3 separate regions of the Mus musculus genome follow, and all the other regions are linked to region 3. Evidence: chromatin loops called from intact Hi-C (ENCODE). Cell type or tissue: heart. All regions are shown on one strand. Each heading gives the region's core, and the rest is flanking DNA. Links, peaks and the distances in the headings are about the cores only.

Region 1 (10,051 bases), core at 3,809-7,808, 180 kb before region 3:
GCTCTGTAACGTTTTGCTGGCCCATGACAATTCCTGGTGATATATCTGCAGGATCCCTCCAGCCCCCCACTGGAAGCTGTCTAGTGCAGAGACATACTCCCGTATGCGACTAAAACTGGTACCCAATCATCACTTTGACCCTCACCTGGAAGCTAGCGCCCTACGTGACAATCTCGGTAAGTGTGTTGTGCTTGCTTCACCCAGCTGGAGTTTCCCATCATGCCTTGCTCTAATTACGTCCCATTGGCCTCCTGCAGGTGAAGCTCCCATGACACCCACTGAGGAGACCTCACTGCCTCTGGCAGTGACCAAAGAGGCCAAAATCAGTGCCCCTCCGGAGGAGCTGCCTGAGGAGCAGTTAGGGGAAGAGGACCTGGCTGCACTGGAGTCCCTGTGAGTGGTGGGCCGGGGCTGCCAGGGATGGATGCCTTCTGTGCAGCTGGGGCTGAGTCTGCGTCTTTTGCTGGCCAACTTGAGTACCCTGAAAGGACTCTCCAACCCCAAGTTTTGGGGGTTATTTAAAAAGGGTGGGTGCTCTTTAGTAGCTAAGCACCCCTGAGCAAGGCTCAGAAAAACCAGGACAATGTGGGGACCTGGAGTATGGCAGGAGTGTGTGAGGAGAAGCAGGGCAGAGGGAGGGGTGAGCCAACAAGCAGCCAGAAGGACTTTTAAATCTGTCTAGGGCACCGGGGTCAGTGAGCAGGAGGCCCTGGGTAGCTCCTCTCCATCAGGGAGATATGAGCATGTGACCTCATGGCTCACTGGTCTCGGAGCTTGGCAAGAAGGGATGCCCATCCCTAGCTGAAGTGAATGCTGCCCACAGGATGGAGGAGGCGGCCGAGCTAGATGAGAAACGCGAGAAGCTTGTGTTGTCGGCTGAGTGCCAGCTCGTCACGGTGGTGGCTGTGGTCCCGGGACTCTTAGAGATCACCACACAGCACGTGTATTTCTATGACGGCAGTACGGAACGCGTGGAAACAGAGGAAGGTGTGTTCTGATGGAGCTGTTGGAAGGGGCGACAGAGAATGACCAAAGTGCAGGCTGGGCTGGGACCAGTGACTCCTTATACCTATTCTTGGTTGCTCGGCAGGCATCGGCCATGACTTCCGGCGCCCCTTGGCCCAGCTGCGTGAGGTCCACCTGCGGCGTTTCAACCTGCGGCGTTCGGCGCTCGAACTCTTCTTCATTGACCAGTCCAACTACTTCCTCAACTTCCCACACAAGGTGGCCGCGTCCTCTGCGTCATCCCCTTGCCAGGCTCCCAGGCCCCAGCTCTACCCTATCCCATCCCACACCCAGCTACGGAACCAGGTGTACTCATTGCTTCTGCGCCTAAGGCCACCCACCCAAGGCTACCTAAGCAGCCGCTCCCCACTGGAGATGCTTCGTGCCTCGGGACTTACCCAGGTAAGCATCCTAGACCCTGTTTGTGTGGGGTATGAGGTGAAGACTTTGTAGATAGGGGGCTCTGGACAACTTCAATGCTCACCCTTTGCTATTGTGCCGTCCAGAAATGGGTACAGCGAGAGATATCCAACTTTGAGTACCTCATGCAACTCAACACAATCGCAGGGCGCACCTATAATGACCTGTCTCAGTACCCTGTGGTGAGCCCCGCTCTGTCTCTCTCCCCACTTCCCACCTCCAACCCCACTGTCAGTGTCTAAGCACAGTCCCTGAGTAGTTTACCTGCGACTAAGATGTGGTCTCTTGGTCTCTGACACTGCCTCGCTCCCCTGCCCTCTTTGCTTCCTGCTGGGCCCTGGTCTCCCTGGAAGGAGTGTCTGTCACAGACCTCCTGTGCTCCTGTAGGCCTTCCAAGTAGTATGGTGAACAGGCTCTACCCATCTACCTGAGGGTTGAGGGCAGGGCAGGGTGGGCTGGCAGGCAGGCCGTCAGGGTCTTCATACAGCATCTTTCCTGGGTGGGCGTCCAGTTCCCCTGGGTCTTGCAGGACTATGTGTCCCCAGTCTTGGACCTCAGCAATCCAGCTGTCTTCCGGGACCTGTCCAAACCCATCGGTGTGGTGAATCCCAAGCATGCCCAGCTTGTGAGGGAGAAGTGAGCTTTGTGGGCAGGGCAGGGGAGGGCAGGGCTCGGTGGGCTGGGGATGGATGTGTGTGGATCTTCTGCTGACATGTGCTGCCTGTGGCTTCAGATATGAGAGCTTTGAGGACCCAGCAGGCACAATCGACAAGTTCCACTATGGCACACACTATTCTAACGCAGCGGGCGTGATGCACTACCTCATCCGCGTGGAGCCCTTCACGTCCCTGCATGTCCAGCTACAGAGCGGCCGGTGCGCCCAGGGGTGACGGAAGGGTGGGGAGGAAGGCACACAGTCTCCCTGGCAGCTTCTTATGCTGCCTCTGGTTTTACGTATCCCTCTGTATCTATCATCTGACCCCGGCTGTGTCTCTCCACCAGCTTCGACTGCTCTGACCGGCAGTTCCACTCGGTGGCAGCAGCCTGGCAGGCACGGCTGGAGAGCCCCGCCGACGTGAAGGAGCTCATTCCGGAGTTTTTCTACTTTCCTGACTTCCTGGAGAACCAGAATGGTAGCATGCGAGGCACCGGGGCTCCGGCATGAGTGAACAGACGGGGTGTGTGTGTGTGTGTGTCCAGGGATGGTGAAGAATCCTCAGGCACACTGCTAACTTTCTCTTCTGCTAGGCTTTGACCTGGGCTGCCTCCAGTTGACCAACGAGAAGGTGGGTGATGTGGTGCTGCCCCCGTGGGCCGGCAGCCCCGAGGATTTCATCCAGAAACACCGCCAGGCTCTGGTGAGGAGGTGATCGCACACACAGGCAGCCAGGGCTGAGAGTTGCCGTGGGATTCAGTCCCTGCGTTGACTGCCGCTTCCTCCCCTCAGGAGTCAGAGTATGTGTCCACCCACCTGCACGAATGGATCGACCTCATCTTTGGCTATAAGCAGCGGGGTCCAGCGGCCGAGGAGGCCCTCAATGTCTTCTATTACTGCACTTACGAAGGTAGGCAGTGTGCCGCACGTGAGATGGGGTCAGGGCACAGACAGTGGCAATAAAGAAAGGACAGTGAAGGAGTTTTAACCACTCACCTTCCTCTCAGGGGCGGTTGACCTGGACCACGTGGCAGATGAACGGGAGCGGAAGGCTCTGGAAGGCATCATCAGCAACTTCGGGCAGACTCCTTGTCAGCTGCTGAAGGTGAGGACTGTGGGGAGACAGTGGTGAAGGACACTGGTGGCATGGTGCTGACCAGCTCTTGTTGACAGGAGCCACACCCACCCCGGCTCTCGGCTGAGGAAGCAGCCAATCGCCTCGCCCGGCTGGACACTAACTCACCAAGCATCTTCCAGAACCTCAACCAACTCAAGGCCTTTTTCGCTGAGGTGAGAAGTGGGTGGGAACTTAGTTTCTTGTGTAAGATGGGTTTAGCCACACGTCCTTACCCATCTCTGAGCAGACATCTTGGGGACATACGGGTAGGAGGGCGGCCAGGATGAGATTCCCAAGTGCAGTTAGGATGGAGAGAGTCTGGCCTTGGTCCCCTTCCTGCATCTTCACGCATGCTCCCCTTTCCTGCTGTCACTGCGCCGAGGCCAAGGAGTAATGGGATGAAGGGACCAAGGCTGAGCCCGGGCTCGACCCTGGCGTCTTCTGTGTCTACCCCAGCTTCTTCCTCTTTCTGTGATGCCCTCCTACGTGCCCACTGCTGTCATGTCTACCTCTCAGACTCACCTCTCTATGACACCCACTTTGTCCCTGGGGTCAAGGGCCAAAGAGGGTACCTACCAAGAACACTGTCTACTTCAGTCAGCCTTACGCATTTCTCTGCAGGTTGTCAGTGAGGCTGTACCTCTGGTCTTAGCTCTGGTTCCTCACCGACAGTCACACTCCTTTATCACCCAGAGCTCCTCGGACATGTTGGTAAGTACACCTGGCAGATTCCCATTAGCTTCATCCCTTCTGCCTCCGCCCCAAGCTACCATAGCATATTCTTACCCACAGGTGACTGTAAGTGCCAGTGGGCTGCTGGGCACTCATACCTGGCTGCCCTATGACCGGAACATCAATAACTACTTTACCTTCAGCAAAGATCCCACCATGGGGAGCCCCAAGTAAGGCAGGGCTGCGGGTAGGGGTGCGATATGAATGTCCTACACCCCGAACCACCTCCCCATTTAAACAGAATACAGGCCAGCTGCAGGGGAGAGGGCTGGCTAAGGTCCCTGCTAGCCCACATCTCTCACCCGTGGCCCAGCCTCACCTACCGTCTTCCCCTTGGTTTAGGGTGCAGAAACTACTGAGTGGGCCCTGGGTCTCAGACAGTGGCGTGAGTGCACAAGCACTAGCAGTAGCTCCTGACGGAAAGCTGCTCTTCAGTGGTGGCCACTGGGATGGCAGCCTACGAGTGACTTCACTACCCCGTGGCAGGCTGTTGAATCAGCTAAGCCGACACCTTGGTATGAGCAGCCCTGGTACCAGGGAGAATGAGACAGGCAGATGTGGAATGAGTTCCAAGTTGGGCCTGTGACAACACTGTGTGTCCTCCCCTTCCTATGCAGATATAGTGACCTGCCTTGCACTGGACACCTGCGGCATCTACCTCATCTCCGGCTCCCGGGATACCACGTGCATGGTGTGGCGTCTTCTGCAGCAGGTGTGTGTGGTGGGCAGACCTGTGAGGTCCCTGTCTCCCAGGCTAGAAGTCCATCTGCCCCTCAGGGAGCCATCAGAACTTCCCCGTTACTCCCTTCCCCTTCCTACTGTAAGCAAGTCTGGGGCTCCATTACCCCCCAACCCTCTGGCTCGCATAAAATCTTCATTTGCCTGAGTCTTAAGCTAGCCCTGCCTTCCCACAGAGCGGTCTGTCAGCAGGGCTGGCACCAAAGCCTGTGCAGGTCTTATACGGACATGTAGCTGCAGTGAGCTGTGTGGCCATCAGCACTGAACTTGACATGGCCGTGTCTGGATCCGAGGTGCGTGTACATCCCCTGGGGAGGCGGAGTTTCCCCAGGCACTGTCCCCAGAGCCTCCAGTTCTCTGCTCAGCACCCTCATCTGCCTTCCTGTAGGATGGGACTGTGATCATACACACTGTACGTCGAGGCCAGTTTGTGGCAGCATTAAGGCCTCCAGGTGCCACACTGCCTGGACCTATATCGCACTTAGCACTGGGGGCTGAAGGCCAGATTGTTGTACAAAGCTCTGCTTGTGAACGTCCTGGGGCCCAGGTATGGGGACAGGGTACCCGACAAAGACACTGGGGCAGCTGGAATGGTGAGGCGGTTGCTGATGTCCCCAATTCTTCCAGGTCACCTACTCCTTGCACCTGTATTCAGTGAATGGGAGGTTGCGGGCTTCAGTGACCCTGACGGAGCAGCCCACAGCCCTGACTGTGGCAGAAGACTTTGTTCTGCTGGGCACCGCTCAGTGCTCTCTACATATCCTCCACTTGAACAAGTGAGCCCCGCTCTTAGTTCCTGGCCCCTCTAGGTGGAAGCTGTTGGCACAGGGTAATAGAGAGTGCATACTACCCACTCACTAGCATGTGTTACTCATGGGGATTCTTGCCCTGGCCCTCCCTTAGCTACACAGTTGTGGGAGTTCTATAAGCCAGGAATTCAGCTTAGCCAGACTTCAAATGAAGACAAAGTAGATGCACGAAAAGGTGTCTGTTAGCTGGCTTCCTTGCAGTTGTGACTCAGTGTACACCTACTTCCCTGCTCCAGATTGCGGCCCGCCGTGCCTCCCCTGCCCATGAAAGTGCCGGTCCACAGTGTGTCTGTGACCAAGGAGCGCAGTCATGTGCTGGTGGGCCTGGAAGATGGCAAATTGATCGTTGTGGGCGCTGGGCAGCCTTCTGAGGTGAGGAAGAGGGCAGCTTGGCCGGCCGGGCAGGAGGGTGGCGGGTTGTGGGGTGCGGCTGCCAGGGCTCACCGCATCTCATCCCATCCCTACTCCCGCTAGGTACGCAGCAGCCAGTTCGCGCGGAGGCTGTGGCGCTCCTCGCGGCGAATCTCCCAGGTGTCCTCTGGGGAGACTGAATACAATCCTGGCGAGGCTCGCTGAACCTAGAGTCTAGGCGCTCAGACATCAGACCCGGCCCGAGCCTGATTCTCTGCCCAGGAGACTACTGCACCAGGGGGTGGGCGGGGCCCACCCTCCAGCTCAGGGATTGGTAGATGGCATCACCAGGAAGTCCCGCCCCTCGCCGGCTGAGGGGAGACCTAGCGTCGGCCTCTGAGGCCGCTGCTGCATATTTTGCACAATCTGGGGTGGGAGGGAATCCCTACTTTCAAATCCCACGTCCCAGTGAAAGCACAAAGACCACCTGTGGCCTTAATCCTCAAAGGTGACTATCGCTGCCCATTCTCAGCAATAAACGTGGCCTAGTTTTGTAATCTTTCGGTTTCTTGAGTACACATGTGCCGCCGTCCTTGGCCTCCTGTGGCCCCCAGTCTTAGCCTCTGTTACCCTGTCTGGCCTGGCATGCTTCTTCCTGGCCAGGCTGGCCTCGGTGTAGCCAGCGGAGGCGCCTCTGGCTTTGCCAGACGTTTCCTGACTCCTGGTTCTCAGCTCTCGCGGTCCATTGCATGGCATTTGCATGCCAGTGGCCTGCTCTGCCAGGCACGCTGGTGTCGGCTTCTGTGAACTCCGAGTGCTTCTGCGTGCTCCGGCGTGGGGCGGGGGCGGGACCGCGCCCTCGAGCTCGGCCCCGCCTCTTCATTGTCCTGCTCCCCTCTTCAACACCACCCCCCCACTGGCCCGCCCCTTGCCTTGGCTCACTCTTGGGCAGACCGGAACCTGCCCTCTCCAGGGACTCCCGTCGTCTTCCTAGCTGAGTGGATCCTGGCACCCTCGGAGGGGTGGCCGCAGAAGGTTAGGAGGGAATGACTAGCCGGGCTCTTGCTAGGTGGAAGGGGCCAGAACTTTCTCTGTCTCCCGCCTTTAGTGCTCTGATCCTGTGGGTACCAGCGTCTGTGTTGGGGTGTGTATGGGCCTGCAGGGGCTGTTGAATTGTTTCTTCCCATTTTGGGCTTGGAGATGGGTGGGGAGCCCTGAAGAAGTTCCACTCCGGCTGCTCAGGATGGGTGGGGCAGATTCCAAGGCCTGTCTGCTGCTACTGGTTTACAGGCCCACCCACCAAGGATCCCAGAAGCCCCCAACTCCCAATGTGGCGACACAAAGATACAAAGTCCATAAAGGGGCCACCCACATCAGAGGTTTACCTGACTACAGCACCGAACTGCTGATAGCCCTACTATAGACACACCACGTGTTAGAGCCATTGGCTATGCAGCAGTAGCCGTTGGGGACTTGAAGGGCCTCTTTTAATCTCTTACTTATCCAAGCCAGATCTCTCTCCTCCTTCAGATCTGGAGCCTCTCCTCCTCCGTAGACTGCAGGGAGTGGTCTCAGCAGATTTAGTACTCTAGGGTCCAGGTGGGTCCTTGGTCTGAGTTGGCCCTGTTCTTCCATTTCAGGCCCTCTGAGATCTGTATGGTCTATGAGTTTGCTGAACCATTAAGGTATCAGTTCACTTAGTCCCTGCCCAGGAAAGGGCTGGCCACTGGCCCTGGAGGGGACAGAGGGAGCATTAGGCAGTGTAAGCGGGCTTGCCTTGGGGACCTTGGGATGCTGGGTTTTGGCAGATGTGTATGATCACCAGTTCCTAGGGATGTTTCAGCCTGAGATAGGGTCACAGTCCATGTATCTTTACCCTCCTTTTAACATCCCCAGACTCAGCCCAGGTACTTGGGAAGGTCTTTGAGATCGGGTGATTTCTATCCTGAGCTGTACCCCATGCCACCAGCTTTGGCTAGCAGGAGCCAGTTGTTACCTCCACCTATTTGACACAGGAGAAACTGTTCCAGCCCTGGTGTGAATCAGGATGGACACACACGCTGCCCCCAGGGACTCCTGACAGCAGATCTGAGGATTTCTTCATATTTCTGCAGAGTTCCTCCTTCTGAGATTCAAGAGAAGCAGGCTCCAAGCTCCGTCAACTCAGTTCTCTACACAACTCCCCTTCACCAAAAAACAGCCCAGCAGGCAGCGCCTGGCAGCACCATGCTTTATAACGTCAGCAAAGGTGTGGTCTATTCAGGTAGGCATTCCTTGTCCCAGATCCTAGGTAGCGGGCAGATTGGGAGGTAGAGTGGGTCGTGTACAAGTCCATTCACGGGCTCTTTAGTCCCTGACCCTTGAACCCTGTCTACACTGGGTACAAGGACTAGTCAGTCATTGGACTTAAGGCAGAAGTGAGAGAGCACCAGTATTTACTTCCAGTTAAGTTTTATTTTTATGATCCCATGACACCAGCACACATCAGTGTGCTCTCACAGTCTACCCTGGAAGCCGACCAATCTTGTGCTGTGGTAAGCAGAGGTGGTGCAACCAGGGTGAAAAGAGAAAGGTCAAGGAAGGCTTCCAGAGGAGATCCTGCTGTGCGTTTAGGAGAAGATGCAATAGCAAGACGTTTGGATGCTTCCGGAAGATGACAAGGCACATCTGGGAGTGACTGTCCACAATGGCAAGCAAAGGGCCATTTACGTGTACCTATGTGCACGTCTGTGTGTGAGAGTGCCCACAGAGGGTGTAAGAGGGCATCAACCCCCCCAGGAGATTGAGTTAAAGGTGGCTGTGATCCATCCAATGTGGTGTTGGGAACAGAACTCCTGTCCTGAGGCGGTACAAGCCCCAGTAACCACTTAGCAGGCACGTGTGGTTCAGGGATCCTGGGGGATCAAACTCAGGTTGTCATACTTGGTGGCATGTGTCTGTCTGCTGAGCCATTCTTGCCGCTCCAGGGCCAGCCATGTAGTCCTTTAACACATGGTAAACTCTAATGTATTTGGAAAGTTCTGCCAAGATGGTCTACCTAGGTGAGGCTGCCGTGGCTCCCTATCTTGACCACTGTCTGTCTTCACAGATACAGCCCTGCAGGGGCAGGACGGGGACAGGGAAGGAATGTGGGTAGGAGCTGGGGGAGCCCTAGCCCCCAATACCTCCTCCCTATTTCCCCCTGAGCCTCCAGGGGCCTCGAGCAACATCATTCCTGTCTACTGTGCTCTCCTAGCTACAGTGATCCTTGGTCTGCTGGCCTATGTGGCCTTCAAATGGTAGGTGGTCTGGGTCCTGTCCTGTGGCATCCCCTCCATGCCTGGACTCTGAGGCAGTTCCTTGTCTTAGTGCCCTCTGCCCCCTACAGCTGGCGCTCACATAAGCAAAGGCAACAGTTGGCTAAAGCTCGGACTGTAGAGCTAGGGGACCCTGACAGGGACCAGAGGCGTGGTGACAGCAACGTCTTCGTGGACTCTCCTCCTAGTCTGGAGCCCTGTATTCCCAGCCAGGGTGAGCACGTTTCCTAGTCTGTCTGTAGTCCTTTGTATTTAACTAGTGCCTCCCCTACCCACTAACACTTCTCTCTTCACCCCCACCCCCACCCCCACCCAGGACCACACCCGGACCTTGGCTGCCAGCTTTACCTGCATATTCCACAGCAGCAGCAGGAGGAAGTCCAGCGGCTCCTGATGATGGGTGAGCCAGCCAAGGGCTGGCAGGAGCTGGCAGGCCACCTCGGCTACCAAGCTGAGGCTGTGGAAACCATGGCCTGTGACCAAATGCCAGCCTATACCCTGCTAAGGAACTGGGCTGCCCAAGAAGGCAATAGAGCTACCCTCAGAGTGCTGGAGGATGCTCTGGCTGCCATAGGCCGAGAAGATGTGGTCCAGGTTTTGAGCTCGCCAGCTGAGAGCTCCTCGGTGGTGTGAGTGCCGCCTCCCAGGGCTGCCTGCCCTGGCCTCATGTCTTTCATGGGCTTCCTAGTACTTCTCTGGCTTCAGCTTGCTGTTGTGGCAGCAGAACACAAAAGATCCGGCCACTTCATGTTCCTTCTCCATCCTCTCCAAGATAGAAGCGAGGGACATGGGGGGGTGGGTAAGAGAGTGGGCATGGCTTTGCCCACAGATTCTCGTTCTGCCCCTTTATGTGCTTGTTATTTTTTCTATTTCTTTTTAAGAATCACATATTAAAGGCACCTTTGGAGTTTTGTTCTAACCTACTTGG
Region 2 (9,978 bases), core at 1-4,000, 83 kb before region 3:
CAAGTAAAGACAAACTAAGATGGGCCACTAAAGGGCTTCTGTAAACTTAGAAAACAAGTATAAAACTACTCAGGCTGTTCTTGGGTCAAAAACAGGATTGTCAAAATTTTCCCAATGAAATTTTATTTTAAGGCAACATGAGGATTTTGCTTTGTGTGTGGAGATAACACTCCAACAAAATAACTTTTGTGTTACAACACTAAAGAACTATTAAGTAAGATCCAAATGTTTCTGAGCCAAGGTGAAAAACTTTGGCAAAGGTTCCCCCAAAAATGTGTAATGTGGTAATTTAGTGAAAAGTTTTGTTTTTCACTAGACATCCCTTCAAACCTTAACTTGGGAATGAATTTTGTTGCTATGTGCAGACATCAATACAAGCAAATTGAGGTAAAACAATGGTTTTTCTTAGTTGTCAGCACCTGCAATCCCAGCACTGAAGAAGCTGAAGAGGAAGGATCCCAGGTTCGAGGCCAGCCACAGTAAATTCAAGAGCAGCCTAGGCAACAAGGTGAAACCATTTATCTAAAAACAACAAAATGATCTTGTGAGGGCTTAGGGAAGCTTCGCACGGACTCCTGACTCTGAAGTGGAAGCTTGCTTTTTTACTTATGTTGTTGTTTTGAGGAAGCCTGCCTGCAATCCTAATTCAGTTGGTATCTCAGGTGTACACCACCATCTGACACCCAACAGAAATATAAAAATGCCCTAGGTGTACTGAAAAGAAACTATACGACAAAACTGTATTTCGCTTTACAAGTACACTATCTTCTTTAGAGAAGACTATACAAAGGGTCTCTTAACTAAATCTTCACACGCAGTAAAGCCATCCTTGTAGATAAGATTCTAGATTCTATTACCTAAGAAATAGGACGCCAAAGTGTTCAAGCATCATAATCAAGAAATGTTTGCCAGGTTTTCACTTTCAGGTTAAAAAACAAAACTGCTGTCACCTCAACAACGGGACCAGACAAACCTTGCCACCATTACAAAACCCAAGCGCCAAAGGTGCAGAATATGAAGCTCATCGCTCTACTGGGCCAGAATTGAGTGTCCAAGGAGGAGGGAAAACAAAAAACAAAAATAATATCAAAACCGGGAATGCAACGCGGGTCTCCTCCGCGGATCGAAGCGGGGAGACGCGCGGTAGGCCCTTCCGGTCCGAGTTGCCGTCACCGATAGGCCGGGCGATGGGCCGAGCTTCCACCCGAGCCCGAGGATTCTCGGCCTACACGAGCCGGCGCCCTGACGCCGGCGTCGGCCTTTGCGGCGCCTCGGACTATGCACCGTGGTTTGCAACAGAAGCCCGGGACGCCACCGAGTGTCCTGGAGGAGCTGCGCGGAACGCCGAACCTAAGCAGGCCGACCGAGGACGCGGCAACGGCAGAGGAGGCCGTGGCCGCCCCTCCCCCACCGGGCCGCCCGCCCCAACCGCCGCGGCGACGCGAGCAGCCTTCTCCGCGCCAGGCCCAACCGCCGGGCCAGCCGAGGCCAAGCGAGGCGGCCTCCAGGAGCTCCGCCCGGCCTGCCCTCCACCACGACCGCGAGAAGCCGCCCGGGGCCCGTTACTCCGCGCGCCGCCACCGGTCAGGACGCGCCGCCCTCGGGCTGGAGCGACCAACGACAGCGGGAGACCGCGGAGCAGAGACTTACTCAGGGGTCGGGTGCTCGGGATCGTAGAAATCCCCCATCTTCGGTGGCGGCTGCTGCGACGGCAGCGGCTTCATGAGGAGCGGCTGGAGGCGGCGACGCTAGCCCCCTCCCCGCGGCAGGCCGATGCGGGGGAGGGGACCGGAGGGGAGGCGGCCGCTGGTCCGATCGCGGCGGCGGCAGGGGCGGCCGGCGTCGCTGGCTGGCTGGCTGGCCCGCCCGCCCGCTCTCTCGCTCTCTCGCTCGCTCCCTCCCTCCCTCCCTCCCTCCAGCAACCGCCCGCCCGCCGCTCTCACCCTCACACACTCACTCCCGAAGCGACGCGCACCCCGCCCGCCCTGCAGCCTTGCAGGCCCAGCCCCTTAAAGAGACACGCACAGGGCAGCCCACCGGCCGCCAGTCGGCGCGCCAGCACCACCGACCCTGGCAGGGGCGGGGTACAACCCGCCGGCCAGGCCAGGCCTAGCCTGCGGCCTCCCGGAACAATAAGTCCCGGGGCCGAGTGTTGGAGGCGGGTCCCGGAGCTGGAGGGGAGCCACCGCTGCCCCTCCCTGGACAGCGTCCGTCCCGGGAACAGCCCAAGGCCGTCAGGACACCCGCCTTCATCCTTCGAAGCCCTGGGAGAGCCTGGCCTCCGGGCACTGAGGTAGCGCAGCTGCCGCCCTCGCCCGCTTGCTCCTTTATTCGGTCTCTCTCGCCCCTTCAACTGGCTCTCGGCCGCGCACCGAAAACCAAGCTAAGCAGGGGCTGCTTCTCAGCCTGGGCTTCTCGGACACGCCCTCCGCCCGCCAGCCTCCCGCAGCCCCCACCACCGTGTTCCCACCGAAACCACCTCACCGCGGTATTCTGCCCTCGCCCTAAAAGTCAGAGAGGCTATGTTTGTTAGACCTGGGGGGGGGGGGTGGTCCTGAGGAAAAGGTTATTAATTAGTCTTACTAAAAAAAAAAAAAAAAGTTAGATTAAACTAGAAACTTTTTATTTCTGGATTAGCAGGATTTCGTGAAACTATTAGCTAATTTACACCTCGCTGAATTTATAGCAGTTGCTTATCATGAAAGTGGCAGATTAGATAGTTGAGATCTTTTGTGGAATTTTCTTTGATTAGCCACTAATTTTTTAATTGGAATCACCAATAAATTGAAATGTGATCTAACAGAATCCTTCACTAGCTAACTTGGCCGTATTGTTTAGACAAACATCTTCTGTAGTTAAGACTTACCCTGAACACTTGAATGCTTCATCCTGCCTACAACCTCTTGGGTGCTGGGATTCTAGGTTTTTTGTTTTGTTTTTCAAGACAGGGTTTTTCCTGTGGCCTAGAACTCAAATCCATCTGCCTCTGCCTCCCATGTGCTGGGGTTAAAGGCGTGTGCCACCACTGCCCAGCCTAAAATGTATTTTTAAAATTGTTTTTATAGGAATGGTATGTGTTGAGCCACACACATGCGCACGTGGAGATCAGAGGATAACAGTGAGTCCATTTTTGTCTCCCATGTGGGTCCTGTAACTTACATCATAAGGCTAGGCAGAAAGTGCCTTTACTCACTGAGCCATCTACCATGCATTTACATTTTTTTTCACTTGTATGTAGGCTAGCAGAATTTTTTTATCATTTTGTTTAGAGGTTAATCTGGATTTTTTTTTTCCTGGTAACTTTTACTCATATCATGGAAGTTCAAGGTCCACCAAAAACAAAACAAAACCCGCTCTAGGTTTCAGTCTCCCACGACCATTTTGTTTTGCATTCATTGGTGAGCTTTCCTTTGTGGCTGAAACTTGCTATGTGCTATACTGACCTCAAACTCAAAATCCTTACCCCAGCTTCCCTGATGCCTGGATTACAGGTGCCAGACACCACAACCTGCTGAAGATGAAAGTTTTGTTGTGAACAGATTCTCTCACTGCTGTGAGGATAAAAGGAGGGACTTGTGAAACCCCGAACTTCCTCTTTTTGATTCTTTTTGAGACAGGGTTTTGTGTATCCCATCTGGCCTTGACCTCAGTAAGTTGGCCAAAGATGACCTTGAACATCTCTCCTCCTCCTGCATCGACCACATAGTAGAGAGGTTACAGGAAGGGAGACAGCACCAGAGCTGGTTTATATGGTGCTGGAGATTGAACCCAAGGCTTCCTAAACACTAGACAAGTACCCACCTAGTAAGAAATATCCCAGTCCATAAAATCCTAAACTTTAAACCAATACCAGCCAATTTCTAGTCCTATGACATTGGGCATGGCTGTTTCTGGGGTTTCTACAGCCTTACCTATTGAAATAGAAGAGTATCACATAGATAATGTTATGAACATTGTACAACAATGCCTTTCATTAAACAACTATCTTTTTTTGTTTTGTTTTTTTGAGACAGGGTTTTTCCTCTGTGTAGCCTTGGCTGCCCTGGAACTCACTCTGTAGACCAGGCTAGCCTCGAACTCAAAATTCTGCCTGCCTCTGCCTCCCAAGTGCTGGGATTAAAGGCATGTGCACCACCACTGCCAGGCAAGTTTGCCTAGAGCGTGAAGCTCTCTTCCTGAGTCTCTAGTGTGCTATCACGCCCAGCTATATTTTGAATATATTGGAGCTCTTTGCCTTAAATGTCACATAAGCCATTGGCAGCCACTTGACATTAGGAAAGGGTTACTTTGCATGGATACTAAGTTGAGAGGAACCTAAGATGAGGTGTATGGGTTTCCCATTTCCTTAATAAAGTAAACAGCTCTCTAACATGAGACAGATGAATGGTACTTCAGTCTAGTGGTAACTTTGGTCAGAACCCAATAGAGTAAGCATATCAAACCATGGAGGTCAGTGGAAATTTTGAGGCCCACAAATCTTTGATTCAAATCTTTTTTAAAAAGGTCAGCACCTTTGAGATGGTGTTCAGGATTCTCTGGAATCTGGTTTGCTGTATCCCAAGTACTAGGATTACATACCACCACACCCAGTTTATATTCAAGAGATATCACCACACCCAGTTTGAACTCAAGACAAAGAAAATGTATGTTATAAGGCATGGTGGCTCATACCTTTAATCTCCACACTTAAGCCTGTTCTACAGAGAGAATTCCAGGGCAGCCAAGGCTACAGAGAAACCCTGTCTGAAAAAAAACTTTTTCAACCCAGACTTGCCTTAAAATTCCCCAACCTCCAACCTCATTCTCCATGTGATTGGCCTCCTGAGCAAACCAATAGATACTTTTTAGCTTATTGGATACTTTCCATACGTTAAAAAAAAAAAAAAAAAAAAAAAAAAAGACAGGGCCTCACTATGTAGCCCTGACTGGCCTAGAACTCACTGTGTAGACCAGGCAGGCCTTACACCTACCTCTGCCTTCCGAGTGCTAGGATTAAAGACATGTGCCACCATGCCACGACGTAGGGTTTCCATTGCTGTGAAGAGACATGGTCAATGCAACTCTTATAAGGAAAGCATTTAGTTGGGGTTGGCTTACAGTTTCAGAGGTTTAGTCCATTATCATGGCAGGAAGCATGGCCTGAGACACGGTGCTGGAGTAGGAACTGAGAGTTGTACGTCTTGATCGGATGGCAGCCAGGAATCACTCTTCCGCTCTGGGCGGAGCCTAAGCAGAGGGAACCTCAGAGCCCACCCCCACAATGATGTACTTCCTCTAAGAAGGCCACACCTCCTAATAGTGCTACTACCTATGGGCCAAACTTTCAAATTCAGGAGTCTTTGGAGGCCAAACCTATTCAAAGCCACTGCTATCCCATGCTTTTATACAAAAAGTGTCCAAATGTATTTAAAGAAAAAGTCCACAATCCCCAAGATGAAACCTCTTCCCACTCAGAGTACTGAGAAAAAGAAAACGTTGAGAATCACTTCTAGTAGTAGCTCCTATGGGCCCAGACTACATCCATTCCAGCAGACTCTAGGGTGGCTACTAGTAGCCCCTAAAATTAACTTTGGTGTCTCATAAAAAAGGGGAGAAAGCCAAAGCATGGTCATTGCCACAGGTAAGTTCTTTTTTTTTTTTTTTTTTTTTTTTTTTTTGGTTTTTCGAGACAGGGTTTCTCTGTGTAGCCCTGGCTGTCCTGGAACTCACTTTGTAGACCAGGCTGGCCTCGAACTCAGAAATCCGCCTGCCTCTGCCTCCTCTGCTGGGATTAAAGGCGTGTGCCACCATGCCCAGCGCAGGTAAGTTCTATGGCTTGGTAAAGTGATGGGGAAAGTAGGACAGGGGGACACAAGTTGATCCCCTGAGCACATTCTACAAAACTATTTGTAAATTTTGTCCCTCCCAGTGCTGAAAATTGAACCAAGTGCCGTGTGTCCATTAGGTATCCCAGTTAGCTTTGCCAGCTTGACACACCATAGTCTTCTGAGAGGAAACCATCGGTTAAGGAATTGTCTAGATCAGACTGGTCTGTGTCGTTTCTGTAGGGGAGGTATTTTGATGGAGGATGGCCTAGCCTACTGTGGGCAGCACCTACCTAGGTAGCTGGTCCAAGGCTGTATAAGAAAGCTAGAATAATTTCTACTCTGATTTTCCTAAATGATGGACTGTGCCTTGGAAGTGTAAACCATTTTCTCCCCTTAGTTGCTTTTGGCCCAAGTGTTTTATCACAGCAAAAGAATGAAACTAGAATACTAAGCAAGTAGTCACTACCACGGAACTATAACCACAGCTAATATGTTGACTAATATACAGATGGATATGTAGTATATTGACTGATACAGCCCATAAGAAACTAGATATGTTTTAAGATATCAGTAGGTGGTATCTTTTCTCCCCTAATAGCAGGGTTTTTTTTTTGTTTTGTTTTGTTTTTTTCTGTGTGTCCAGGCCCGAGTTCTGACTCAAATCAGAACCTAACTAAGACTTAGGAAAGACAAAAGGTCCTTCCCCATTGAGAAGGAACTGGAACTGAGTGGAAGGCTACTTCCTATCCAGCACTCATTTCCTACCTCTCTACCTAATCCTTTCCCCCAGTGAGAACTGTCAGAGCATTGTCTCAACTCCTCAGCAGATGCTGCCTTTGTGAGAAGTCACACCTGTAACTGCAGTACTCCAGAGCCAGGAGTGAGATTATAGTGCCAGCCTGGGACATGGGAAGACTCTGTCTGAAAGCACTGGAAGGGAGGGAAAATGCTCAAGTTTGAAAGGACAAGCAAATTTCAAGTTCTCAGCGCAGTGACTTTGTGTAGTTCCCTTTCTTGATGGAAGGCAGGCAAGAATGGCATTAGCAACACGACCCTAGGCTCAGTATGACATTTGGGAAATAATATCCCTCCCTTTCCATAAACTCACACAACACCTTCATCCTGAAGAGTCATTCCTATCCTAGTGGAAAAGTACTGGATATATAAAAAAGTATTTTCTTCTTCCCCAAACAATATAAAATTGCCTTGGCAAATTTCAAGTTCTCACCCCTCTGCTTTCAAATTTTATGCCTTTGTTGCAGAAGACGTTTGTTCTATCTTGTTTTATCTACTAACCACAAAATTATATATTATGTGATAATTTTTCAAGTTTTATACCCTCATTTACCAATCTTTTTAAGTTTTTCTTTGTGAGCTCTGAGGATATACCTATATCCAAACCCCAACTTTGTTGCCCCTTGACCTCAGGGCTAGCTTTACAGCCACTATACCTTGGTTTTACCTGGGTACAGGGCAGAATCCAAACTCAGGACCATACAAACCAAACCCCCTTATATCTATTCCACATGGAAACCACACCTCAGACAGTCACACTGTTCTTCCTCTTAGGTAAGAAAATATCTCCTTGCTGTAGTGTGGTGGTACATGCCTCCAATACAAACCCTTGGCCAGGCTGAGGCTGAAGGATCACTGAGTCCTAGACTAGCCTGACTTACATAATGAGGCCCTGGGGTAGGAACGGAGATGAGAGGGATCGGTTGGTGGGGGGGGTTTAGATGTAGTACATGCATGCAAGTGTGTAGGTATGAGTGACAGCCACACACAGGTCAGAGGACATCAGTTGTCTCCCATGATTGCTTTTTTTGTTTGTTTTTTTGGGGTTTTTTTTGTTTGTTTTTCGAGACAGGGTTTCTCTGTGTAGCTCTGGCTGTCCTGGAACTCACTCTGTAGACCAGGCTAGCCTCGAACTCAGAAATCTGCCTGCCTCTGCCTCCCAAGTGCTAGGATTAAAGGCGTGCACCACCATCGCCCGGCCCATGATTACTTTCTATCTTACTACTGTGAGACAGGGTATGTCACTGAACAGGAAGCCCACTGTTTAGGATATATTGGATGGCCAGCAAGCTCTCCAGATCTGCTTGTCTCTGCCCCCCATGCTGAGTTTAACATTAGTGCAGCCATGGTTTTTATGCATGTATAAAGGATTTGGACTTGGATCCTCATACTTGCAGAACAAGCACTCTTAGCCACTTCACCATGTCCTCTGTCCCAGCTCCTTACAACTTTCCCCATATAAAGTAATCCAAGGACCTACAGCCCTCGGAGAGAAGTTAACCTCTGAAGTCTAATCTGGGGTATTTTCGCTCACTGCTTCCCTTGCCAGGCTTCCAGGTAATTCCATTGTGGGAGCTCTAGCATCCTGAGCAGTCAAGGGTATCAGATGGAGGATCACTGTCATACCATGTTCAAGGTGAAAGCCTTGGCCCACAACATCAGCAGAGACCACACTGGTCAGTGTCCAGAGGGACAGTGTTTGCCTTTAGCAGAGCAGCAAGCTCTTCCCCGTGCTACCATCACCAAGCACACAGAGCCTGAGAGCTTGACTCAGGAGGAACATTTCCTCCTCCCTGCTCAACCCTGCTGGGGTGACCCCTGTTCCTGTCGTCACTTTCACTTGAGTTTACCTTCAGCCACTCACTAAGAAAGAAAAGGGAGGGGCCAAGACACAGAGAAGTTGCAACACCTATTGCACATGTGTGCTTGGCCAGAAAGGCTGTGCTATCTAAGGTCATGTACTCCTGTGCACAGGGACCTAGTTCTGCCTTTTGTAGGTCACTAACTATATTTGATACTCTTCTGGTTGGCAAGGAAGAAGGATTTCCTCTTGTCTTCAGAGGCCAGGAGCAGAGAAAGTCTGGACTGAGAGAACTAGAAGTATTCTCAGACTAAGCTCATGTCAGGATGCCCACAGAAGAGAGGAGAGACTGACCATGGGGAAACACCTGTCAGGAGGAGCCTGAATTGCTGTTTTGATTTCCTACTCAATAAAATTAGTTTGAGATAGAGTTTCCTACTGACCTTGAACTGTATATGTAGCTAAGGGTAACTCTTGATCTTCCCATCGCCACCACCCAAATGCTGGGATTACAGGCCTGTCTTACCATGCCTAGCTACCATATTAGCTATTTTTCTTCTTGGTGGTGTTGGAGATGGAAGAGCTTAATGAATGCTAGACAAGTATTCTACCACTGAGTTATACTCCCAATCTTCCTCCCATCCCTATGTGTGCACATGCATTCGTACGTGTTTGTGTGGGTGGTGTGTCTGTGTGTGTGTATGTGTGTGTGAGTCTGTGTCTGTGTGCATTTTGCTAGGGATCAAATCCCAGGTGTGATGCTTGCTAGGCAAACGTAGGACTTGGTTTTAGCCACAACCTGTACATAAGGAAGATGTCCTTTCAGACAGGAAATAAAAAGTAATTTTATCTTGCTTTTACATATAGTAGTAAATTAAAATCAAAAATATTCTGTGAAGAGGAGCAAGGGTGTCCTTTGGAGGATGCTCATCCTAGCAGGCAGGCAATTGTGTGTTCTCTGGGTTTGGTCCCAGCTTGCAGCTGAGTGGCTGGAACTCTGGGCATGTGGTTTAGCAGCTTCCTTAGAACAGACTAGAGCTGCTGGTCTTCAAGCTATTGATGAGACTATTTTCTGTGTGACTGTTGGAGGCCCACCATGGTTTTCATATAATTGTGCTAGAAAAAAAAAGATGAAGAGAAGGGAAATTGATGAGGAGGTGTGGTCTTAGCGAGGACTCACAAGCCATGTTACGTGCACGTCATCATTGCTCCTGCAAACATCACAGTCTGGAGACAAAGCACCTCTGCACAGTGCAACTGCTATGAAAAGTAACATTCCATCTAAACACTTTCATTCTTCCAGTCTAAGGAAGGTGTGTAAAACGTTTGAAATGCCCTGGCAGTTATGTTTAAAAGGAGACGTGTACTGGGCATAGCGGCATGCACTTTTAATCCCAGCGGCCAGAAAGCAGAGGCAGGTGGGTGGCTGTGAGCTCCACCTGCTACCTAGTGAGTTCCAAGACAGCCAGAGCTACATAGTGAGACCCTATCCCAAAACAAACAAAAAAATAGGCATGCATGCTTCAGTGGCCTACATAAAATCTGACAGGGAATTGATTCAAAAGAGAAAAGATG
Region 3 (10,051 bases), core at 2,911-6,910:
AGTTCAGTGGAATGTTTGTTGTAGCTCCTGGTAGGAGCACTCCCCTCTCTGGAGACAAAACTTCTAGGCCAGCAGAACCTAGAGTTATGGGGAAAGGGAGCAAAAATTTTCCTAGAGGGTCGCTAGGAGTGATAGTGAGTGGAACTATTCCCTTTTCCACCCCTTGATTCCTGGACCCATGAATCCTGGCTATGGGTGAAACTGTACCATATATCGAGCGCTGATTCAAAGCAGGGTGAAATGAAGGAGGTTTGCTGGCTTGACAGTCTATTGTGTAGCCCAGACTAGCCTCGAACTCAACTAGAAATCCTCCTGGCTATATAGCCTGCTGGTGTTGGGATTATACATGTGTTGTCATACCTTCCTTGTGGGAGTTTCATAGGTGTTTTTTCGTTTTTTGTTTTTTTTGTTTTTTGAGACAGGGTTTCTCTGTGTAACCCTGACTGTCCTGGAACTCACTTTGTAGACCAGGCTGGCTTCAAACTCAGAAATCTGCCTGCCTCTGTCTCTGGAGTGCTGGGATTAAAGATGTGCGCCACCACTGCCTGGCCAAGATATTTTTTTAACTAGGGTTGTGTACCAGTGTAGTAAATATATTTATTACTGTCTACATTTCTGGGCTTTTCCAGTGAACATTGTGATACATTTTTCTTCATCAGTCTAGAACTGTATTATCCATTAAGCCTTCTGTATAAGGTTTTGTAATAGCCTTGTTATTGGCTGGCCTCAAGTGGCAGTCATCTCATCTCAGGCTCCCACGTGGGTTTGTAGGTAGGCACCACTACAGTGTGGCTACTGAGCACTTGAAACGGGACTCTGAGTCAGAAGGTCTAATTTAAAAATTTTATTTAACTTTAATTCATTTCAATTTAATCTTAAATAATGTATGTGGATAATAGCTACTGTATTCTAAGGAACAGCATCTATCTAGAGTGTGACAGACTTAATAGTCATTTGATGGATCAGAACATTGAAGGGAATGGATTGGCTTATCCTTCCAGTGTCAGACTGTGTCTGGAGGAGCTGTGTAAATGACCCAGGTACTCAAGTGCCTCACTGAACAGCGTCCATGTAGACACCTCAGGACAGAAACAGTGATATGTAGCTGGGAGTAAAAGTAATGTGAGGAGAGCAAAGCAGGATGGGGCGTATAGCTCAGTTGGTAGAGTGCTTGTCTAGCATACACAGAGCCCCGGGTTCGATCCCCAGCAAGGCATGAAAAGAGTATGGTGGCACACAGCTGTAATCCTAGCACTGAAGAGGTGGAGGCAGGAAGGTAAGGAGTTCAGAAGTCATCGCTGGCTACACAGTGAGTTTAAGGCCAGCCTGTGCTACATGACTTTTTTTTTTTTTTTAAAGAATCTGGAAGAAGATGGCACACACCTTTAGTCCCAGCACTTGGGAGACAGAGGCAGGTGGATCTCTGTGAGTTTGAGGTCAGCCTGGTCTACAGAGTGAGTTCCAGGATAGTCAAGGCTAAAAGAAGAGATCCTGTCTTAAAAACAAACAGAACAAGGGGGGGGGAAGTGGGGGAGGAAGGAGAAGTAAAAGTAAAAGTTAGCAGAGAGTGAAGGGGTGGCCAGGAAATGAGAAGTGAGTTTTCTGCAGGAACAGTCCTCCAGACAGAGGGAGCAGCCCGGGGGGAGGTGAGAGTGGGCTTAGAGTGCTGGATACAGTGAGGTCGGCCAGGATAGAAGAGGCCAGAGAGATGGAGAGGCCAGAGCTACACGGCTGGGATTTCTATTTCATTCTCTATGGGAGCACATATAAGGTCAGAAACACAATATGGAGTGTAAAAAATAATTTAATTAAAAAAAAAAAGAAATCTCTCCCTAACATTTTTTTAATTTCCTAAACATTTACTCCCTAATTTAAAAATTTATAATGGCAATAATTTTTTATTGTTTTTTAAAAAGATTTATTTATTTATTCTATGTATATGAATACACTGTAGCTGTACAGATGGTTGTGAGCCTTCATGTGGTTGTTGGGAATTGAATTTAGGACCTCTGCTCACTCTGGTCAACTCCACTCGCTCAGTCCCTGCTCGCTCTGGCACAAAGATTTATTTATTATTATATGTAAGTACACTGTAGCTGTCTTCAGACGCACCAGAAGAAGGCATCAGATCTCATTATGGGTGGTTGTGAGCCACCATGTGGTTGCTGGGATTTGAACTCAGAACCTTTGGAAGAGCAGTCAGTGCTCTTACCCCCTGAGCCATCTTTCCAGCCCCTATAATGCCAGTAATTTATAATGGCAATAATTATGGTGCCTGATAATAAAGGCAATAAATTTAGAACATATTTTAGTATCATTATACATCAATCACCCCAAAACAGTGACTGTGACACTAACTAGTATAGCAGAATGAGAGGGATTAGTGAAACTCTTGATGACTTTGTCCACATAGATCACATGTACAGATGGACAGAGAAGCTAAACTAGAAAGACAGCCACCGTTAACTTTTTCAATAGAGAGATTGGAAATGATTGTTTCTTTATGAGGACTCTGAAGAAATATATGTGGACAGTTATTCAGTTGTTTGTTTTGAGACAGGTTCTCACTGTGTAAACCAGACTGGCTTGCCTCTGACTCCTGAGAGCTGGGGTTAAAGGTGTGCACCACCACTCCTGACTAGGATGAATCTTTGACTGTGATGAAATAGTTATTCCATTTAAAATAGTCTCAATAAGGTAGATTTTGTTGTGTGTTTGAGATGTTGCCTTATGTAGTCTAGGCTGGACCTTGAACCTGAGATCCTCCTGCCTCAAACTCACAGGATGTGCTGCCGCATTCAACTCAGCTAAACAAATTTCCAGAAAGGATTTGTTTGTTTATTTGTTATGTGTGTGACTGTGTGAGTATATGCACACATGTGGGTGTGCAGGTGAGTGTGCCTACGACAGACACCCAGGGATGTCAGAATAGGGTATCAGATTCCTAGGAGCCAAGACTGCAGGCATTTGTAGGACTCTCCTTGCTACATGGGTCCTCATGATTGTACAGTAAGCACTATTTTTGAACATGGCTCATGTATTCTTCAGGTAGTTTCTTAGTGTTCTACAGCTGTGAAGAGACACCATGGCTACAACAACTCTTATACAAGAAAATATTTAACTGAGGCTTATCAATGGTTTAGTCCATTATCATCATGACAGGAACATGTAGGCAGCAGGAAGAGAGAGACACTGGGACTGGCTTGAGTGTTTGAAACCCCAAAGCCCATCGATATTGACACACTTACTCCAACAAGGCCACACCTCCTAGTCCCTCTCAAGTAGTGCCACTCCCTGATGACCAAGCACTCAAATAGCTGAGCCTTTGGGGCCATTCTTATTCAGACCACCGTAGATTGTCATGTCAGTTCAGTTAGGACGGAGTGACCGGTGGGCCAAGACTCATCTCTGAAGAGCTTCTCGTGCTTCTCCTCTTCCTTCTAGTGCCCTGGAGGCTCTCATCAACTTTGCTTATAATGGCAACCTTGCTATCGACCAGCAGAATGTGCAGTCCCTGCTGATGGGGGCAAGCTTCCTGCAGCTGCAGAGCATCAAAGATGCTTGCTGCACGTTCCTCCGAGAAAGGTGAGCGAAGCAGGTGGTGGGTGCCGTGCTCTGTCCTGAAACCCCTGCCACCTTGCTGAGTTAATGGTGTGTCTGCAGTGTTTTGAACAACGAGCTGGGAGTTACTCTGTAAAGATGGCATTTCTTGGGATCAGCACTGTGCAGGACCCAACTGTTTGGCCATTTACATACACTGTTGTGGCATGGCATAGACTCTTTGTGACCATCCCTTTTCAATCTGACCAGCAGTTCATTTAGCTAATTTATCCCCCCTTTTTTGTTGTTAGTTTTAAATTTATTTTTTTGAGAATTTCTAATGTGTTCTGTATTTACATCATTTCCATCCATCCCTCTCCTCTGTGCTCCCCAGCTCCCTCTCCTCTGTGCTCCCCAGCTCCCTCTCCTCTGTGCTCCCCGGCTCCCTCTCCTCTGTGCTCCCCGGCTCCCTCTCCTCTGTGCTCCCCGGCTCCCTCTCCTCTGTGCTCCCCGGCTCCCTCTCCTCTGTGCTCCCCGGCTCCCTCTCCTCTGTGCTCCCCGGCTCCCTCTCCTCTGTGCTCCCCAGCTCCCTCTCCTCTGTGCTCCCCGGCTCCCTCTCCTCTGTGCTCCCCGGCTCCCTCTCCTCTGTGCTCCCCAAGACCCTCTTAAATAATGACTTCTTTTTCTTTTATCATTTTGTGTGTGTGTGTGTGTGTGCACATTTAAATACAGTCTGTTGTATCCATTTAGCATTGCTCATAACTTAGCTAACTTCTCAACAAACTAACATTGATTTATTTGGCACTGTTTGCTTTTTTTATTTATTTGTTTATTTATTTATTCGAACTGTTCCATAGCCATCTCCATGTTTGTTTAGATCCTTAACCCACATGAGTCCCTTTTTATACGCAGCTCAATCAGATCCCACCTTTATGTCTGTCCACTGGAGGCCGTCGTTGTGAGGTCGTTTAGGGTGATGACCGCGGATTATACTCCTACTGTTTCTGCTTCCTGGCAAGGGGTTTCCTGGGTTCTTCTGTGATCTTTTAGCTGATCAGATAAGCTCTTCCTTCCCTTCAGGGGACAGTGCTCTGTCATAAGCTAAAGGCCATTTAATCACCAGAGATTTGGAGGTGAGCTTTAGGCTGGGCCATACACAGGCATGGAAGAAGCAGAAGAGCTCCCGTGTGCATTTGATGTTCTTCCAAGTCCAGTCTCCATGCTTAGCCTGATGATCAACGTGCCTTCCACCTGAGCCCTGTGCTCAAGAACATCATCCTCTCAGAGCTGACCTCCCCTTCCCACCCCACTCCACCAGTCCTGCCCACTGAGAGTGTGTGTGGCCCCTGGAGGGTCTCCACATCCTACCTATTTGATGCCCGTGGGCATCACTGAGCACTGTCATGTGCACACTGACACACAACTGTGGCAGTGATGCCTCAAATGTAGAGGTGCACCTCAGCTAGCTGCAGGGCAAATGGTTTCACCTTGAGGCCATGTGTTGCAGGTGGAAACCTTGCAGCTCCAGGACCAGCCTTGTCCCTGCCTTAGGACACTCTCTAGAGGAGGCTGGAGGGATACAAGCACACACACACACTCGCGCACGCGCACACACACACACACACACACACACACACACACACAAACGGATAATGACTTGCAGATGCAATGGGTGCTGCCAGTTGCTATTCTTTACACTTTCATCAGAGGACAACAGTGCCACCTAGGGGCTTTTGAGGTTATCGCTGCAACACCAGACGTTATCTGTCATAAGGCATTTTCTCTTCTAGATGCTGAGCCGCTGGACAAGGTGGCACACATCCTTAGTCCCAGCATCCAGGAGCAGGTGGGGCTGGATGAGGCCAACTTGGTCTACATATCACCTCTAGGTACATATGTAGTAGATTCTGAGGGATCCAATTCCCCAGCTCTCCTGTTTCCCTCCAGGCTACATAGACCCTCACTCAAACAACAACAAAGCCCAGCAGTTCCTTTTCTGTTTTAGATAGGTCTGCAATAGCGCAGCACGATACCCTGACAGTCTCCTTACGTGCAAAACTGAGCTGTCAGTGAAGCGGACGGCTGTGGAAGGAGCTAGTGAAAGACACAGGTCTCTGCTTCCTTCCTACCTCTATCCTGAGTGGGTGTCTCGCCTGTGAGGCCACTCTCTGCCATTCCCATCTGCGGCCTCGCAGGTTGCCTTCCCGTACTCCTTCCTGTGGGGTGGAGTAGCACAGCTCACTCAGGAAGGCACGACCAGTGCTCCATGTTATATCAAGCTGACCAAAGTACATGCAGCGGTCCTAACCTTTGGAGAGAGTGGGGAGGGGAGCAGAAGGCGCGAGCTCACCCTTGCCCCATCATCTGTGGGCTCCATTCAGCTCCCGGTGTGTGCGGTTGGGTGGATGGGCCCCAAGTGAGGCACCCGCTGTGGGAGCTCAGCTATCCTCATTGCCTTACACCAGCTTAACGTCTCTTAAGCGACACTTCTCCTCAGCTCAGCCCCCTGCTCCTTGCTGTCTAGTCTCGGCTGCTCCACGGGGATTTTGTTTCCTTGGCCTCAGAGAACCCACTGAGGAGCCAGATGTTGTCACTTGTGACTGTCATCGAAGCACTCGTGAGGCTGAAGCAAAAGCATGCCTCAAGTTTGAGGCCACTTCTTAGACCACATAGAGAGTTCCAGGGCAACCAAGACTCTAGAGGGGAACAGGAAAGCTGGGTAATTGGATCCCTCAGAGTCTACTCTGTCACAAAGACTGCAGAATCCTGCTCGGTTTGTTTGAGAGTAAGAAAGCAAATATAATAGGAACTTTAATAGCATCCAGCTTCATGCCAGGCACTGTGCTGAGTGCTTTTGCCTACATTCATTTTGTTTGTTCCATGCATGTGTGTGTCTGTGTGTGTGTGTGTGTGTGTGCCTGTGTGTTTCGTGTCCGTGCATGCATGTGTGTGTTTACATGAGTGCACACGTGCTATGTTGTACATCTGGAGATCAGAGGATAGCCACTGTGTGGGTCCCAGGGATTGAGCTGAGGTTCTTGTCAGGCTTTGCAACAGGCTCCTTCATCTACTATCTCACTGGTCTGAAAATGCTACTTTTAAATTTTACTTTTAATTTTATCTTCTGGTGTGTGCTTGTTGATGTTACTTATTTATTTGGAGAGGGGCATGCATGCCACACAAATGAATGGAGGTCAGAGAACAGCTTTCAGGGGTGTATGGAATCTCATTTCATATCGTTGAGGCAGGGTCCCTCTTGTTTCTGCTGCTGCTAAGAACTGAGTCTAGAACCCACTACAAAGCCCCATGTAGTGGTACACATTGGACATCCCAGCATGCCCACTGTGGGACTGGAGGCAGAGAAGAGAGACATGAAGGACATGGGCCAGCTTGCATGGAGTTCTGCTGTTGTTCCTAGGGTTTTGAACTCTTAGATCATGGAGCCTCCCTCTGCCTAAAAAAATGTGTAATGGTCCCTGAATAAAGGTGACTCTTCCATGCCTTTGGTGCCTTCCTAGTGCCTAAGAGGTGGACTCGTGCCCTGGATACTCAGAAAGCGCAGCATCTGGCTTGGTGACAAGGCATCCCAGTGTGTTCTCGCTGTCTTCTCATGTGACAGTTAGGTCATAGGACTTCCTGACAGTCCATTCCACTTTGACATGACAAGGCCACGCATGCCCCAGGAAACAAAGACTTAAGGCTAGCCCATCTAAGCCGATACCTTATGAAGATGGGTCATGGAAAATGGTACCTCACACCATAGGGAGTTTCTAACAATGCTGGGAACAAAATTTAGCTTTTGTCCCATGGCTGTACTCAAAACCATTTAGAAAATGACTGAAGATAGCACTATTCCTTCCTTTGATCCTTCTTTTTGCATCTCATGCCAAAGGCTTCACCCCAAAAATTGCCTGGGTGTGCGCCAGTTTGCCGAGACGATGATGTGTGCTGTGTTGTACGATGCAGCCAACAGCTTCATCCACCAGCACTTTGTAGAGGTGTCTCTGTCCGAAGAGTTCCTGGCCCTGCCCTTGGAAGACGTGCTTGAGCTGGTGTCCCGGGATGAGCTGAATGTGAAGTCAGAGGAGCAGGTCAGTGAGCGCAGCCACAGTCTGCACAGGCAGAGCACACACTCCTTCCTCCCTTCCGCCCATCCTTCCTCCTGTCCATCTTCCTCCTGTCCATCCTTCCTCCTGCCCATCCTTCCTCCTGTCCATCTTCCTCCTGTCCATCCTTCCTCCTGTCCATCTTCCTCCTGCCCATCTTCCTCCTGCCCATCTTTCCTCCTGTCCATCCTTCCTTCCATCCATCCTTCCTTCCATCCATCCTTCCTCCTGTCCATCCTTCCTTCCATCCATCCTTCCTCCTGTCCATCCTTTCTCCTGTCCATCTTCCTCCTGTCCATCCTTCCTCCTGTCCATCTTCCTCCTGCCCATCCTTCCTCCTGTCCATCCTTCCTTCCATCCATCATTCCTCCTGCCCATCCTTCCTCCTGTCCATCCTTCCTTCCATCCATCCTTCCTTTCATCCATCCTTCCTCCTGCCCATCCTTCCTCCTGTCCATCCTTCCTCCTGTCCATCCTTCCTTCTATCCATCCTTCCTTCCGCTCATCCTTCCTCCTGTCCATCCTTCCTTCCATCCATCCTTCCTCCTGTCCATCTTCCTCCTGTCCATCTTCCTCCTGTCCATCTTCCTCCTGTCCATCCTTCCTCCTTTCCGCCCTCTTCCTCCTTCCTTTTTCCTCCTCCCCTCCCTTCCTCTGCCAGTCCTTCCTCCTTCCCATCTTCCTCCTTCCCATCCTTCCTCCTGTCCTTCTTCCTCCTGCCCGTCTTTCCTCCTGTCCCTCCTTCCTTCCATCCATCCTTCCTTCCATCCATCCTTCCTCCTGTCCATCCTTCCTTCCATCCATCCTTCCTCCTGTCCATTCCTTTCTCCTGTCCGTCTTCCTCCTGTCCATCTTTCCTCCTCTCCCTCTTCCTCCTGCCCTCCTTCCTCTTATCCCCCCTCCTGTTTTCTCCCCCTTCCTCCTCCCTCCTTCCTCCTTCCTCCTTCCTTCCTCCTGGCCCATTCTTCCTCCTGTCCATCCTTCCTCCTGCCCATCCTTCCTCCTGTCCATCCTTCCATCCATCTTCCTCCTGTCCATCTTCCTCCTGTCCATCCTTCCTTCCATCCATCCTTCCTCCTGTCCATCTTCCTCCTATCCATCCTTCCTCCTGTCCATCCTTCCTCCTGCCCATCCTTCCTCCTGTCCATCCTTCCTCCTGTCCATCTTCTCTGTCCATCCTTCCTCTGCCATCCTTCTCTGTCCATCCTTCCATCCAATCTTCTCTGTCCATCTTCCTTCCTGTCCATCCTTCCTTCCATCCATCCTTCTTCCGGCCATTTTCTTCTGGCCAATCCTTCCTCCTGCCCATCCTTCCTTCTGCCCATCCTTCCTCCTGCCCATCCTTCCTCCTGTCCATCCTTCCTCCTGTCCATCCTTCCTTCTATCCATCCTTCCTTCCGCTCATCCTTCCTCCTGTCCATCCTTCCTTCCATCCATCCTTCCTCCTGTCCATCTTCCTCCTGTCCATCTTCCTCCTGTCCATCTTCCTCCTGTCCATCCTTCCTCCTGCCCATCCTTCCTCCTGTCCATCCTTCCTTCCATCCATCCTTCCTCCTGTCCATCTTCCTCCTGTCCATTCTTCCTCCTGTCCATCTTCCTCCTGTCCATCCTTCCTCCTGCCCATCCTTCCTCCTGTCCATCCTTCCTTCCATCCATCCTTCCTCCTGTCCATCTTCCTCCTGTCCATCCTTCCTCCTGTCCATCCTTCCTCCTGTCCATCCTTCCTCCTGCCCATCCTTCCTCCTGCCCATCCTTCCTCCTGTCCATCCTTCCTCCTGTCCATCCTTCCTCCTGTCCATCCATCCTTCCTTTCATCCATCCTTCCTCCTGCCCATCCTTCCTCCTGCCCATCCTTCCTCCTGCCCATCCTTCCTCCTGTCCATCCTTCCTCCTGTCCATCTTCCTCCTGCCCATCCTTCCTCCTGCCCATCTTCCTCGTGCCCATCTTTCCTCCTGTCCATCCTTCCTTCCATCCATCCTTCCTTCCATCCATCCTTCCTCCTGTCCATCGTTCCTTCCATCCATCCTTCCTCCTGTCCATCCTTTCTCCTGTCCATCTTCCTCCTGTCCATCCTTCCTCCTGTCCATCTTCCTCCTGCCCATCCTTCCTCCTGTCCATCCTTCCTTCCATCCATCATTCCTCCTGCCCATCCTTCCTCCTGTCCATCCTTCCTTCCATCCATCCTTCCTTTCATCCATCCTTCCTCCTGCCCATCCTTCCTCCTGTCCATCCTTCCTCCTGTCCATCCTTCCTTGTATCCATCCTTCCTTCCGCTCATCCTTCCTCCTGTCCATCCTTCCTTCCATCCATCCTTCCTCCTGTCCATCTTCCTCCTGTCCATCTTCCTCCTGTCCATCTTCCTCCTGTCCATCCTTCCTCCTGCCCATCCTTCCTCCTGTCCATC

What was found. Hi-C counts contacts between places; a loop is a spot of excess contacts. Peaks named below come from ENCODE experiments on the same cell type or tissue, not always from the same donor. Only the 100,000 strongest peaks of a DNase experiment are listed, where the experiment ranks them.
Region 1: it touches region 3 in a loop (2.5-fold over the local background); 15 of 42 quality-filtered maps call a loop at or near these places.
Region 2: a loop joins it to region 3, with 7 times the contacts of the local background. A loop is called at or near these places in 4 of 42 quality-filtered maps.

Annotation. Positions count from the first base shown.
Region 1 is chr9:110,621,126-110,631,176 of GRCm38, reverse strand. Nradd (neurotrophin receptor associated death domain) reads left to right here and starts at 6,784. Exons shown (of 5, transcript NM_026012.2): 1 at 6,784-6,862; 2 at 7,942-8,090; 3 at 8,916-9,105; 4 at 9,195-9,337; 5 at 9,440-10,042. The coding sequence starts at 8,054. The coding sequence ends at 9,756. Nbeal2 (neurobeachin-like 2) reads left to right here. Exons shown (of 54, transcript NM_183276.2): 34 at 52-176; 35 at 258-393; 36 at 824-987; 37 at 1,091-1,407; 38 at 1,512-1,607; 39 at 1,937-2,061; 40 at 2,159-2,299; 41 at 2,428-2,558; 42 at 2,674-2,783; 43 at 2,873-2,990; 44 at 3,088-3,185; 45 at 3,254-3,370; 46 at 3,819-3,908; 47 at 3,990-4,099; 7 more. The coding sequence ends at 6,052. In heart, for the core only: no CTCF peak of the experiment used is centred there; DNase peaks (open chromatin) are centred at 6,156 and 6,756; H3K4me3 peaks cover 2,167 bases; H3K27ac peaks cover 1,955 bases; H3K27me3 peaks cover 730 bases.
Region 2 is chr9:110,524,425-110,534,402 of GRCm38, reverse strand. It overlaps Setd2 (SET domain containing 2), which reads right to left and starts at 1,806. Exons shown (of 21, transcript NM_001081340.2): 1 at 1,651-1,806. The coding sequence starts at 1,724. It overlaps Kif9 (kinesin family member 9), which reads right to left. Exons shown (of 21, transcript NM_001163569.1): 21 at 9,963-9,978. In heart, for the core only: a CTCF peak has its summit at 2,059; DNase peaks (open chromatin) are centred at 1,322 and 2,042; H3K4me3 peaks cover 3,170 bases; H3K27ac peaks cover 2,789 bases.
Region 3 is chr9:110,444,254-110,454,304 of GRCm38, reverse strand. It overlaps Klhl18 (kelch-like 18), which reads left to right. Exons shown (of 10, transcript NM_177771.5): 3 at 3,445-3,585; 4 at 7,433-7,631. Among named protein-coding and RNA genes, the nearest start is that of Klhl18, 27 kb to the left of the region's middle. In heart, for the core only: a CTCF peak has its summit at 5,281 (motif pointing left); a DNase peak (open chromatin) is centred at 5,204.